Regions from separate parts of the Homo sapiens genome. Here regions 2, 3 and 4 are each linked to region 1. A link is a loop called in an ENCODE intact Hi-C map of the cell type or tissue named here. Cell type or tissue: A673. All regions are shown on one strand. Links, peaks and the distances in the headings refer to the core of each region. The heading gives the core; the rest is flanking DNA. Region 1 overlaps DCC (DCC netrin 1 receptor). Region 2 overlaps DCC (DCC netrin 1 receptor). Region 3 has its middle 280 kb from the start of LINC01630. Region 4 overlaps DCC (DCC netrin 1 receptor).

The links. A loop is a pair of places that touch in the nucleus more often than their neighbours do. Peaks named below come from ENCODE experiments on the same cell type or tissue, not always from the same donor. Only the 100,000 strongest peaks of a DNase experiment are listed, where the experiment ranks them.
Region 2: it touches region 1 in a loop (5-fold over the local background); 5 of 110 quality-filtered maps call a loop at or near these places.
Region 3: a loop joins it to region 1, with 6 times the contacts of the local background. A loop is called at or near these places in 6 of 110 quality-filtered maps.
Region 4: it touches region 1 in a loop (2.1-fold over the local background); 14 of 110 quality-filtered maps call a loop at or near these places.

Annotation. Positions count from the first base shown.
Region 1 is chr18:52,902,371-52,905,872 of GRCh38, reverse strand. All of the region lies in intron 2 of DCC (DCC netrin 1 receptor), which reads right to left. Among named protein-coding and RNA genes, the nearest start is that of MIR4528, 330 kb to the left of the region's middle. In A673, for the core only: a CTCF peak has its summit at 1,813 (motif pointing right); a DNase peak (open chromatin) is centred at 1,842.
Region 2 is chr18:52,341,829-52,345,330 of GRCh38, reverse strand. All of the region lies in intron 1 of DCC (DCC netrin 1 receptor), which reads right to left. Among named protein-coding and RNA genes, the nearest start is that of DCC, 3.4 kb to the right of the region's middle. In A673, for the core only: a CTCF peak has its summit at 2,042 (motif pointing left); DNase peaks (open chromatin) are centred at 1,190, 2,020, 2,710 and 3,090; H3K4me3 peaks cover 2,419 bases; H3K27ac peaks cover 2,459 bases.
Region 3 is chr18:51,666,910-51,670,411 of GRCh38, reverse strand. No RefSeq gene overlaps it. Among named protein-coding and RNA genes, the nearest start is that of LINC01630, 280 kb to the right of the region's middle. In A673, for the core only: a CTCF peak has its summit at 2,138 (motif pointing left); a DNase peak (open chromatin) is centred at 2,061; H3K4me3 peaks cover 165 bases; H3K27ac peaks cover 638 bases.
Region 4 is chr18:52,721,379-52,724,880 of GRCh38, reverse strand. The region is part of intron 1 of DCC (DCC netrin 1 receptor); the gene reads right to left. Among named protein-coding and RNA genes, the nearest start is that of DCC, 380 kb to the right of the region's middle. In A673, for the core only: no CTCF peak of the experiment used is centred there; DNase peaks (open chromatin) are centred at 1,480 and 1,760; H3K4me3 peaks cover 1,484 bases; H3K27ac peaks cover 2,188 bases.

The DNA of each region.
Region 1 (3,502 bases), core at 582-3,081:
GTATGCTCAGAGGCTAAAAAGTAATGAAGATGTTGTCATTCATCTCTAGAAGCTTATTTATTGGTAAATAAAACAGCCCTGTAAAATAAACAAAGTAGATAAGATTAGCCTAATTTTATAGATAAGGAAATTGAGGTTCAGAGAAGTGAAATCCCACATTGGAGTTCAGTTTTTAGATGACAGTCCTACAGACAGCAACTTGTTCTTCCGAATCCTGGTCCTATGGACAGAATTCCTGTTACCCCACTTTGGACAAAGGATTATGAAGTCATGAAGATTCATGAAGGACTCGTCATACGGCATGACCTAGAGCAGCTTCAAGAAAGAGGGATGATAGGAACCACCAATTATAGTAACAAAGGATTGTCTTTTAGGGTTTACTGCTTAAGGTAAATGTTCATCCACATTTGCCAGGTATGGCTGTGGTGTAGTGAAAAGATTTAAAAGCTGGAATTAGGATAGCTTGTGTTTCTAGACTAGTTGAGCCACCTATTACATATGAATACTTTGGAAACTTGTTTCATTTCTTTGGGCCATGAAATGGGGTAATATCTAATTCACATAGTCACTTCAATGTTCATATGAAATAACATGTGAAAATGATTCATTCATATGAATGACCAATATAAGGAAAAAATAAAAGAAATAAACTGGCCATTACATACAAGCATAAGCATGCATGAAAAAATAAAACAAATAAACTGGCCATTACATACAAGCATAAGCATGCATATACATGCTTGTATGCATCACCATGCATACAAGCATAAGCATGGTGAGAGAGAAGGCTTCTCTGCCATGACGTTGTACATGAGAGGGGTAGGTGTTTTCACCTTGCCATCTCAAACCCCCTGATATGAACAAGTGGATATTTGTGATCCTAAGTTTTGACCATGAAATTCTTGTGTTTTTTTAAATTATTACAAAGAAATCTATTGGTATCAATTGTGCCATCAATGAAAGACCACTGGCAAATTCTTAGAGAAAATTCAACTAAATTTTAATAATTATTTATGTTTGCTATTCATCCCAGTTAAATTCTGATATTTCTATTTTCATTTGACTCATTCCAGAATTGTTTTAATTTTATGCACATGTCACAATAAACTTTGATCCATTCATCAGTCTGGGGTTCATGTCAAGTTTTACTAATCATATTTTATGTTACTGTGATTTTTATTTTATAGATTTAAGTCAACATTCCCCAGGTCCAGGTTTAAATTTTGTCCAGAAAGCTTGATTGTCTCATTAATCTTCAGTAAACAAAATTCTACTGTGTTCAGTTTTAATTACCCTTAGTTTTAATTTGGGTCTATTAATTTTCATGATCCTAATTTTCCCCACAACCTGATACAAATTTTGCTGTGGCCAAAAGGGCAAAGGTAAAATGACCTGGGTCAAATCATAATTTAATATGAGAGACAATAAGCGATGCTATTTCACTTTCCCTCCCTAAGTGAAGGTGAAATTTTACGTCTCTTTTAGGGATTAGAGTTTTGGACCACAAAATAACTGAATCTATGAAATATAAAATTAGACCAAAATTATATGTGGGTTAGGTACAAGCTGCTGAAGGATATCACTCATTATAGCTACATCCACAGAAATAGACCTGCAATCCTAGAGATGCAATATTAAGATTGTTCTTTGTAAGAAAGATTAATGCTATACCATGCAAAAACCTTAATATTGATGCAAATATTAATTTATCCCTCACATATATATTCTAAAATTACTCATCTGATTCTTAAACTAAGGCTCTGAAATCTGGATCCATGGGGATGCCTGGATAAACACTACAGATTGCCTACAGGGGGCGCCAGCCACTTGGCTAATTTTATTCTTTTTCAGTTAGAACTAATCTGTGTCTGTGCTGCATCTACCACTGGGTGAAGAACGAAAGGAATTAGTTACCTTGTACCCAGGCTTATTGCTCAAAATCCAGTTTCCAGACTGTCTGCATTATACAGTCTTGTGTCTATTCCAAAGAAGTACGTTAATCTACTACAGATTGGCTCAGGTATGGATTTAAGGCATGTACTTAAACAGAGCATGATCTGTGTCTACCACACAAAGCAAAGCTGCAATGAGTAGTGACAGATATGAGGCTTATGTAGGGCAATGAGTTTCGCACAAATTTGATTTTTATTTAATAGTTTTCTTCTTGGTTGTCATCCCTAGTATTTTATTTTGTAGTTAAGGAAATATAGTCAGGAATAATTTTCCAATATACACAAGTTATGTATTTAATATATGTAGGTGAGAATAAAATTTTAAGTTGATTTTAATAATCTGGACATTTATATATTCAGATTTATGGCTCTTTAGAAGTCATACACATTGGATAAATTTAAAGCATTTAAACCATTTATCCATGGTGGTTCACACCTGTAATCCCAGCATTTTAGGAGGCAAAGGTGAGAGAATCACTTGAGCACAGGAGTTTGAGACCAGCCTGGGCAACATGATGAAACGCTGTCGCTACAAGAAATTTTTAAAAATTACCCAGGTGTGGTGGCACACACCTGTGGTCCCAGCTACTCGGGAGGCTGAGGTGGGAGGATCACTTGAGCCCAGAGGCAGAGGTTGCAGTGAGCTAAGACTGTGCCACTGCACTGTAGCCTGGGCAAGAGAGTGAGAACCTGTCTCAAAAAAAGAAATAATAAAACAGAAAATTAAACATCTATTTTACATCCGAATGTCTTTTGCATTCAAAAATGTATTTGCAAGTAGGTTCTAGAGCCTGGAATATGTAAAATGAAATAGTAATTCAAACTGATACTCAACAATTGGTTTCCTATGTAAACTTCATCTACTTGGAAGAATTCGATACAAAGGCTGGGATTGCATATTAATATAATTAGACTTAACAGAATTGGCTAATAGAATTGCATGCACTCTGTGATGATTTCAGATCTTAACAAGCCAGGGCCAGAACTGCATCCTGTTTAAAAGTTAACAATGCAATGTTTGAAAATTTCACAGAGTTGATTATTTGTCATAGTGAGAAATTATAAACATGATGCATAGTCTTTTCTTTTTGTCTCTAAATGGGAAACTCTACACATTCAAAAGCAATTCTAAGTTTATAAGGCTCTATAAGGCTTGACTGAATGCTCCCAATATTGTGCTAAATTTTAGCAGTTACATCTCATGGTGGTGTAACAACCCAGCAACAGTCTTAAAAGAAGAAGAAATTATAGACTATCAACTTAGTACTATAGTTTCAAGGTATGTGCATGAATATCTAGTAATGAACAATAAACTCACTATAACGCATACGTATGAAATACTATATTTTCGTAAAAGTCATCTAATGTTCTAATGCAATACAAATGATTCCCAAGCTTCATCCAGAGAGAGATACAGGTATAATTTTCACTAGATCCTTGTGAAAAATAGTTACCTGCTCAACCACAGCCCATTCATGGAAAAAGCCTGGTTCAGACTCATTAGGCCACATCTGATCCGTTGTAATGATAGCAGCAATGGTCTTCCTATC
Region 2 (3,502 bases), core at 652-3,151, 560 kb after region 1:
ACTATTCCTCTTTAGAACTCTTTAGGGAGTACAGTACTTTTCCAGAACCAAGTGACTTTTTATCCTTAGTTAATCAATCAATTAATCAAGTAATTTCAGCAGGTTTGTGACATTATTCTTTGGCCTCAGGCAAAGCTAAGATTTCTTGAAATTTATGTATATAGTTCATCTAAGAGATTATCATCTGAGGTAGATTAATCCTTCAAAAATGTATAGCTGGGTAGCAAATACCAAAACAGAGCAATGTGTTCCCAATTTGGTGCAAGTTTCTGATAGTAGTGTGGGCCAGAAACTTCCTATGGAAAGTAGGAAGATCTGTAATCAGGCAAGAACTCATTCTCTAGGGAAATTGCAAGTGCCCTTATGTAATTAGAGCTATCATAATTCACACCAAAGTCAGCTATTTGAAGGAGAAGGTATGAGGGGGTGGAAATCCTCCTTGTTTGTGTGTGGATGTGGACATTGAATTTTAATTTTAAAGAAATACCCGGAAACAACTGCATTCTCTTTAAATAGTTATCTTTACTGGTAGAATCATGAAGAAGAAGTTTCACATGCAAAGTTTGGGATGGCAAATTCTCCAAAGAAATGGTAAGAACACTTACTTTAAAATGTAATCTTAGGGCACAGTCTCCCATGGAAAGAAATATTCTGTTCAGAAACTTCAGCACTGCTTTTAAACATGCCGCACCAGGTAAAGATAAGTGTTTTGTCTGCAAGTCAAAATTTAAATCAGGGCTCATTTCCAAATGACAGTGATCCTGCTAGATGACCCTACTGCGTGCAGCTGCAAACATTCCAGGAGCATATTATATGCATTTGAAGAATCCCAGACTGTTAGATGTATGAAACTGGAAGCGAGAAACATTTCCTCTCATTAAAGATGCTTTTGAGATAACTGAGTTGCTAGAATTCCTTTAGAAGATGCAGTATCACAACTTCCCTCTCTAAAAACAAGTAAAAATATCCCCGCCTCCCCACCAAAAAATCACCTCCCCATATATCTTGTCAAGCTTCCCATTGGTTTAGGAAACCATACTACAGCCTGCAAATATCCTGTACTCTAGCAGAAACTTTCAGCAGAGCTTCATTCAGGAATTTAGGTAGGATTAAGGCTCTTCCTCTTCAATGAAAACAATAAGGAAGTTTGCTAAGAGGTTAACTTGCCAGAGAATAAATTTAAGTCATACACACTGAGAAGTTATAAATCTCTCCCCAGAAAAAAATGCCTATCAGCATCTCAAGCCAGCCTGGCTTTTAAGAGCATTAAAGCAAAGGCACTAAGCCTAATATATTCACATATAACACATGTGGTGGCCGTTTCCCATGCTTTATAACTCAGAGGGCAGCTGCTGCTGTGTGGGAAATGGACACTGACAGGTACTGGTGATTTATACTGCGGCACTCACAGAGGAGTGGACTGCCAGCCTACCCCGAGCCCTCAGGCTCTGCCATACTCCCGCCACTCAAAAGCAAACCCACATGGGGGCATCTGATCTGCTTTGGTTGGGGGAATGAGAAGAGGTCGCCTAGGGAGGGCGACCAGCCTCATTTCAGCATATCCAGACTACATTAAACACTCACAGATTTTTTTCAATGCAATGGAACCCAAACATGTATGAAGAATTAATTAATATGTATGCCTCATTTTTCACTCATTAACATCCAACATCCAAAATTGTTATCTTATCTGAGATCCCCTGAGACTCTATAAGGTTCCTGTGCCTGTGGCTCATGTCAAATATATAAGAAGATGACATCTTACAGAAGCCAACTAAAAAGTCACCATCCTCCTCCCCCAACATCAAGTCCTCACTCTCTACTGACACTTTTCAGGGCTGTCCTTTGTTAAATCATCACAGTTTCATACAAATCTACAGCAGCTTCAGACTTTACCTAGAAAGTGGGAAAGGGCCCAGTGCTATTGTGCTAGTCTCCATAATCCTTTGTTACCAATCAACAAAGTCTTTAAAACACCCGGCTGAATGGGAATTTCTCTGCCAGTAAACTAGACACTTGGCCTTATTAAGGGCACCTCCTACTGGTCCTTTTATAGAGTGAACTATGCTTTCTCGTTGTAAGTTTCCTGCCATGTTCCTAAACAGGGGAAATTATTACTAAGAGAAAGAAGTGATACTCAGATTAATGAGCAAAGGCCAGAGTGTTGTGAATTGGCAATATCTTAAAAATGCACCATCCACTTTCCTGCGAGCTGCGCAAACTGCATCACGACTCACTTGCAAATAACAGATATAGATTTAGAAGTGCAGAAAAGTTTAAAGATTTAGATCCGTTAGCCTATCCACCAACATAACCCATGTGTATGTGTGTGTATGTATCCCTTCCTTACATCTGCTTTTTCAAGCATAGATCTGTCTGTTGAGGAGAAAATTAAAATGAAGCAGTAATACATGGCCCTGACTCTCTGGACAAGAAATGTAAATAAATGCAAAGAGAATATTTAATTAATTTAGACATTAATAAAACGCACATAAATTTATCTCTATTAATCTACCCCCACCCTATGCCAGACAAAAGTCACTTGAGTAATAGCTTTAAAATACTGTCGTGTAATTGACAAGACATCATTGTTCATTTTTGTACACCTTGCTTCATGCAGTGCATTCAGCTAGCACATTTCAGGTCAGCAGTGCTGCTGTTAGGCAGACTTTCTACCCAGTAAGGGATGCCCCCTGAACTTCCCCTTTCCCGTCCGCATAGGTCTCCCAAACTGCTATAGAAAGCCCAAGTCAATCTTCTGGGCAGAAGGAGGGTCCTCCTCCCCGCAGCCTCTAGCATTTGAGGGTCTCGAGGAGGCAATTTAAAACAGACACCTATTCATTACTGTGGAGATGCCCACCCCCCCACCCCCACCCACCTTTTGCGAGAGTAATTGTTGAGGACAAAGCTCCGGGAGAGAAGAGCCAGGGGAGGAGGGGACCGGCCCGGGAGGGACAGACGGAGGGAGGGAGCACCAGCGGCTAAGCGCGGGGATGCGGGTACGCGCTCATCACAGGACAGCGCGCGTGCACACACACACACACACACACGCACACACACACACCCCTCCTGCCTGCTCTCTCTGTCTCTGGCCAAAGGAAGATGAGGAGCTGAGCCCGAGTGCAAGCGCAGATTCCTGCCCGCGTGCGGCCGAGCGAGGCTTTGGGGAGCCTCGGGCTGCCTTGGCGCTTGACTGTCTGAATCCCTCGCGACAGTGAGAGGCGCATTTTCTGCTCGCGTTCGCAACCCTTGGCCATGCAGCACTTAGCAGAGAAGAGAAAGCCGGAGCTGCGGACTCCGGGGAGGCTGGGGGCTTGGCCGCGATTGATGTGCCATTCCCTGTTAATTTCCCAGGCACGAACTGGGGAGCTCCTACTCAACGCCCGGTCTCTGCCTGAGCCTGTTTTTCCTTTGGATTTGGAAAAAGGTCGTTTCCGAAGGGCTCTCTGAATGCTCATCCAGCCGCTCTCCTCTCCTTCTTTGCCAGGACCGCTCACTGTAC
Region 3 (3,502 bases), core at 740-3,239, 1.2 Mb after region 1:
ATTCTCCTGCCTCAGCCTCCCGAGTAGCAGGGACTACAGACACCCACCACCTCGCCTGGCTAATTTTTTGTATTTTTTAGTAGACACGGGGTTTCACCGTGTTAGCCAGGATGGTTGCAATCTCCAATCTCCTGACCTCGTGATCCGCCCGCCTCGGCCTCCCAAAGTGCTGGGATTACAGGCGTGAGCCACCGCGCCCAGCTGAACTGAAACTCTTTAACCTGCCATGCAAAGCTGCCTGACATATGGCTCTCACCTAAGCTTGCAGCAGCCTTGCTCACTATGTCTGCTCTCCTACTCTGTGTTCCCCATTCAGTCTCTTCTTGCAGACTTCTTTATTTTGTGCTTGCCATTTCTTAATGCAAAAATCTCTTCCTCTCCTTTTATCTTTATATGAATACATCCTACCACTGAACCCTCAGCTGAAATAATTTTTGTCTTGCTCTATACTTTTCCGTACTTACCGTAGAGTCTTTGTCTTTTCTCTGACATTATCGTGATATTCACATTTATTGTCTTTTCTCCTACCACAAAGTCTCCAGAGAAGACAATCCTGCCTGATACATCTTAGTTTCCCACAAAACATTCAGCACAATGAAAATACTCCATAAATATTTTCATAAATATTTGCATAAACATGTGCTGAATGCATGGACACAGGGCAGGGAACATCACACACTGGGGCCTGTTGGGGGGTGGGGGGCTGGGGGAGGGATAGCATTAGGAGATATACCTAATGTAAATGACGAGTTGATGGGTGCAGCAAACAAACATGGCACATGTATATCTATGTAACAAACCTGCACATTGTGCACACGTACCCTAGAACTTAAAGTATAATAAAAAAAAAAAAATGTGTTGAATGAATGAGGTCACTCTCAGTATTTAATAAGAATAAAAATAAATACTGCCTTAAAGATTAATCATTCTGCTGGGCTTCGGGGACATCATCCTTCTATACTGTAAGGAACTGTCATCTTACTGTGATTTTGTCTTTTCATGAAATAGAATTTTTAAAGGAACCACCTATTACTGAGGGTGCCAATTAATTGAGCTCCAGCTATCCGAGGTTTACCAGGTCTACATAGATGATCTATTACAGAATTCCCTTCCCACTTCCCCGGTCATGCCCTCTCCTGCCCTGCCTGATTCCTAATCCTGTCAAAGCCTGACCTAGGTCTATCCTTCCCTGAACGCTTCCCCAGCTGTAGGGAATTAATATTGAGTTCTGCTTGTGCGAGGCACTGTTGTATTCCAAGACACAGGGATAGGTTTTCCTATGAACTCTCAGAGCAAATTTGTTGACATGATGTACTTAGCAGAAACTACCTTTTGTGTTACTGGATTGACTAAATTTCTTATCGTCTCTAGTAGACTGGATTTTTCCTTGAGGAAAGGGATGATATTGTACATCTGTTATTTTAAACCCTAATAACTGGATCATATCCAGTAGTATTACTATAAGGCTTCCAAGCACCTCAGTCAGCTCAGCCCTACAGGTAGCTTCTTCAGAGACAGCCACCATGTAAAACCCAGCCACAGCATCTCACACACATACCAGTTCTGATATCCTCCTTTAAAGACAAGCCTGCCACCAGCTGTTTTCCTCTGAGCTTTGATCGCTAAGCCTCAGGGTGGGTGAGCATTTTTTGAGGCTGCCAATCCAAGCTTTGTCCACCATGTAATGGACATGAATACTGAACTGGTGTTGCTGTACTGGGTTCTAGTAAACAAAGGGTATCAGCTGGTCACACCATTCTGACCACGATGAGGACCAGGAAAAAATAAAATGGCAGAATTTATCCCTAAAGCAAGTGTGTATATGTGTGTGTGTTTCTGTGTGTGTGATAAAATAATGACCCCCCCACCGCCCCCCCACCCGACAGGTTATAATGCCTATCCTTGTATAGTGTTGCTTGCCAAGGTCCCAGAGGGAAAGAATAAGTTGTAATTGTACAAAATTCAATAGAACCCCAAACATGACAGTACACGAAATCTGCACATGAATTAGAAAGCATAAGTCATGTGCGTTCTCCGGCGGCGGTAGCAGGGCAAATTTTCCCATCAATGAAAGTAAAAATAAAGCTAAGCTATGAGCGCCACCTCGTGGAGAAATCTCTCACTGCACTAACCTCTTCCACTGAGGGGCCAGGTGGAAATGCCAGGGGCGGGGTGCACCCCTGGATGTGATCATCTGCTGTTGCTCATACTCCATCTCACCCACGACATTAGGCCACTTCCTTGGCACACAGGGAATTGGGGGTAGTTGCCTTAGTCCTCGCCCTCTGATGTGAACAGCAGTTGATACAAGACAGTGACACCGGGATAGCTGGTGTGATGCTGTTAGCTGGTACAACAAAAACAAAAGCCCTGATGCACACTCATGAGTATATGTACCATTCACACACTCATACAGAGGACCCCGATGCACATTCATGAGTGTATGTATTACTCACACATTCATACAAAGGACCCCGATGCACATTTATGAGTGTGTGTATCACTCACACATTTATCCATAGGATCCCGACGCACATTCATGAGTGTGTGTATCACTCACAGACTCATACATAGGATCCCAACCCACATTCATGAGCATATGTATCATTCACATTCATCCATAGGACCCTGATGCACATTCATGAGTGTATGTATCACTCACACATTCATACATAGGATCCCAACGCACATTCATGAGCGTATGTATCACTCACACATTCATCCATAGGACCCCGATGCACATTCATGAGTGTATGTATCACTCACACATTCATACATAGGACCCCGATGCACATTCATGAGTGTGTGTATCAGTCACACACTCATACACAGGACTCCGAGGGACCCTTCTCCCTTCCCCGTGTCCTGACAAGTGAGACGCTCTGTACTCTCCTTTTTCGAACTTCATTGCCTTTTCAGGACTTCCCTTTGCCCTTGAAGGACATTGTGACCCATGCAAATTCTGGGATGGGACTGGCTGTAAATCCTACAGCAGATAGTAGCCAGTAGGATCTGTCCTGGTACTGGCAACGTGGCAACGGTCTAAGGATATCCCTGGCAAGTTGTGTCATTCACCGAGTTTACTTTCTATCCTAGGCAGTGACATGGACTTAAATTTGTCACGCGAGTTTGAATTGCTAGTCAAGACTGAAAGAGAGGCTGGAACTGGACTCCTGGGTTCAATCTTCAAAGCGTTTCTGTCTAGCAGCTGCCATTTCAGACAAGCTCCTCGGTGAGGGAATCAATGAGACAGCATTTATCTTCCTGACAGAATGGCCCCCTGTGAGGCTGTTTGCTTTTGTGCTGGCACTGCAGCTGAGGAAGATACGGCTTAGATCCAGGCCCTGCCTCAGTGTCTTCGCAAAGGGACAGATTTTCCTCACCACAGTGACCACACTGAAGCCACTGACAGGGCAGGAGCCTTGGGGTTGCAGGTCCGGCAGCGGGACAGAGGTTCTCAGCAGAGGCCAGACTTGAGAGAGCTGCATGCTGTTCAGGCGGG
Region 4 (3,502 bases), core at 559-3,058, 180 kb after region 1:
GGCTTCCTTAGTAGTGAAGACCAAGACTCCGTCTAGGGGAAGGAATTGTGTAGAATGGGTCAGATGGAGCCAGGTTTACTCACTGTGCTGGTTTACCTGTGCTGAAGCTGTGTGTATAGGGTGTTTGAGTGACATGATGAATGAAAGACAGCCTTTGCTTCAAGAAATTTTAGGCTGCTATGAAAGAGGGAGACAAGTTTTAATAAGCATACAAATGGTTGCCAAAGGACAAAAAATAACCAGGATGTACTGATCATGCTGGTCTGTTGGTAAATCTTAGGAAGATTTCAGGTTCAATTTCAAGTTACAATTTGAAATTGAGGAGAGCTGTAGAGTTCTGAGCAACCACAGGAAATTTAGGCAAATTTTTGGAAATATAGGTACAGGTAAGATAAAACTGGCTATTGAGAAAGGATTAAAAATAAGGTATGAGGCTGGGCACAATGACTCACACCTGTAATCTCAGCACTTTGGGAATCTGAGTTGGGAGGATCACTTGAGCCCAGGAATTTGAGACCAGCCCGGGCAACATAGTAAGACCTTATCTCTATTAAAAAAAATAATAAAATAACAGGATGTGGTGGCACATAACTGTAGTCTCAGCTACTAAGGAGGCTGAGGCAGGAGGATTGTTTAGGCCCAGGAGGCCAAAATTGCAGTGAGTCCTGATTGCACCACTGCACTCCAGCCTGGGCAACAGAGTGAGACTGTATTTTTTAAAAAAGGTATGAGAGGAAGATCTATGAAAACAAGAGAACAGGATCCATGAAAGGTAAAATAAAGTTGATATCTGGTGGTGAAAGTGATGGATGGTCTCTAGAGGTCTGAAATACTCACTATTGCCCCTTTCTGCCTCTTCTCAGGATACTCATCTGTACCTTTGAAGAGTTTCAGCTTGCAGAATCAACTCTTCCCACTTCTGAGACAGTGTTGACAGACTGGTTGTTTATGAGTGGCTCACAGCTGGTGGGGTTAGGTATGAATCATGTCGTCTCCGATCAAGCACTTAGGATGCCTGAGGGTCAGCTTAGGCTCGCCTTTGCCCTTACCTCTCTGGTTCATTTCATCTGTGTAATTTGGGTTTTCAGCATTGCCTTCTTGATTTATGCCACAATTCCTTACTCTGGGATATAAAGACTTCCTTGCATTAGTCTACTTGGCTGGGCCCCTAAAATGCAAAGAAGCCCTTATGAGCCTGACTCCAGCCTCAGACAGAACATTCCAAAGCCATGCTAAGTGATTCATCTGACCTCAGGTATGCTGGCTGCAGGGCCCTCCCACAGCCAAGCCTCACCCTCTGTAAGTTAGATGAATGCTTTAAATATGGTGTTCGTGTCCCTTTGGGAATGGTAATTAGGTCTGAGGGACGGCTGAAGCCAAACCTGCTCTTTTCTAGGTTTTCCTCCTTTACATTCTAGCCTACTGTTGGCGTTCTACAATGCCTTGGTGTTCTGGCTCCTCACTGATCTGCAATAATTATCCTAGTAGGCAACAACAGACAGGGTTTGTGTCATCCTTAATGGCAGGATCACCAGTAAAGCGTCTGAATGGTTTTTGTGTTGAATTCTGTGTCTAATTTATTACGGCTGCATTTTGGAATATTTTTATTATTATTTACTGCCAATAGAAATATTTCACTTGAATATAAAGACACAGCCTAAGAATTAGAGCAAAAAGACAAACAAACAATATAAGGAGAGTTCAGATCACTGCAGACAAAAGAGAACATCCTATGAATTTCCGGAGAGTGAGAGAAAGGGAGGGAGGGGTAGCGATAGCTAATCTAATAGGATTAGCTACCAGAATTCATCAGACTTTGTCAAAAGCAGCCTTGGAAGCTAGAGGACAATAGAGCTATGCTCTCAAATTCTGGAAGAAAACATTTCCTTACCTAGAGTTGCATACCTAACCAAACTACAAATTAGGTGAGAAAATGGAACCAAAACATTTTCTAACACATAAAATTTTAATTTTAGCTCCCATGAATCCTTTCTCAAGAAGCTACTGAAAAATATAACCCACCAAAAGGAGGGAATACAGCAGACAGGAGAGTCAGGAAGTTGGTAAAGCAGTAAGAAAGGGAAGTACAGGAAATCCTCAAAATGGTGGTGAAAGGAGACCCTTAGTGACTGCACTGCTCAGTGTGTAGCAGCCAACCCATCCAGGTGAGGGCAGGTCAGGAGTCTCTGAGAGTTCCTCAAAAAGAAGAAATGGACAGATGCGTCTGAACAATTGGGAGGACATTTATTATTGCAAAAACCGCCATTACTTTTGCACCAGTCGAATAGGCAGATGATGAAGACTTAAGTATGTTAAAGCTATGAAAACAAAGCACAAGATAATTATGAATTCTGGAGTGGGGGTTGGGAGAGTGGAAATTATACTACATAAATAATAACCATAGTATGTTCTAACTCAGTAGTGAGAACACTGAATATTGATCTAAACAAATTAAGATATAACTTTACTGGGAGTCTGAGGATGAGAAGGAATATTGAGGGTGGAGGTGAATGGTGAAAGGTAGGAAAGGAAGCCATCTCTATCTCTGCCACAGATGGAAGTTAGCAGATAAAGCCTAAGCTGGAAAAAAGTTTAAAAAGGAACAATATAAGCATGTTCCTTAGAGATATAGAGCACAATTCCCTAATAAACTTGTATTGAAATTCAAAGTGGTTCCTTTTGGGAGGGGGAGTAGACTGGAAGTGGAACAGCAAGGGAATGATGTTTTGTAGCAAGCCTTTTAGAATTCTAGAGCTCTTTAATCCATGTGCACCCACAATTGTCATAGACATGAATGCAATGTGCATTTTACCTACTTTATTTTATTTACTTATTTATTTATTTTATAAATTTTTTTGAGGCAGAGTCTTACTCTGTGGCCCAGCCTGGAATGCAGTGATGCAATCTCGGCTCACTGCAACCTCCACCTCCCAGGTTCAAGTGATGCTCCTGCCTCAGCCTCCCAAGTAGCTGGGATTCAGGTGCCTGCCACCATGCCCGGCTAATCTTTGTATTTTTCATAGAGATAGGTTTTCACCATGTTGGCCAGGCTGGTCTGGAACTCCCAACCTCTGGTGATCCACCTGCCTCGGCATCCCAAAGTGTTCAGATTACAGGCATGAGCCACTGTGCCTGGCCATTTACTTACTTTAAAAAAGTGATTTGGGGTACCTCTGTAACCAAGAGACCATCATCTTTAGAGAAAAATTAGGGGGCTTAAGGGGCATGAAAGAGGAGAAATGTTGTGATATGTGCCTTAGTGAAGTCCTCCTCACTGTGCCTTAGGAAAAAGGCCCATTGTACATTGGAAGATAAATCAGATTATCTCTTTCTAGGTAAGATATTATCTAGGAGTTAAAAGTTGGCTTCACACAAGTCGGATTTGTCTTCATAAAACCCAGTGCCTAGTTGATAAAGTCAAATCTGACCTGATAGTTTATATTTGGAACAAACAGAACTGTAACCCCTCACTGTCCTGTTAGGCACAGTCAAAGTTTGTTTA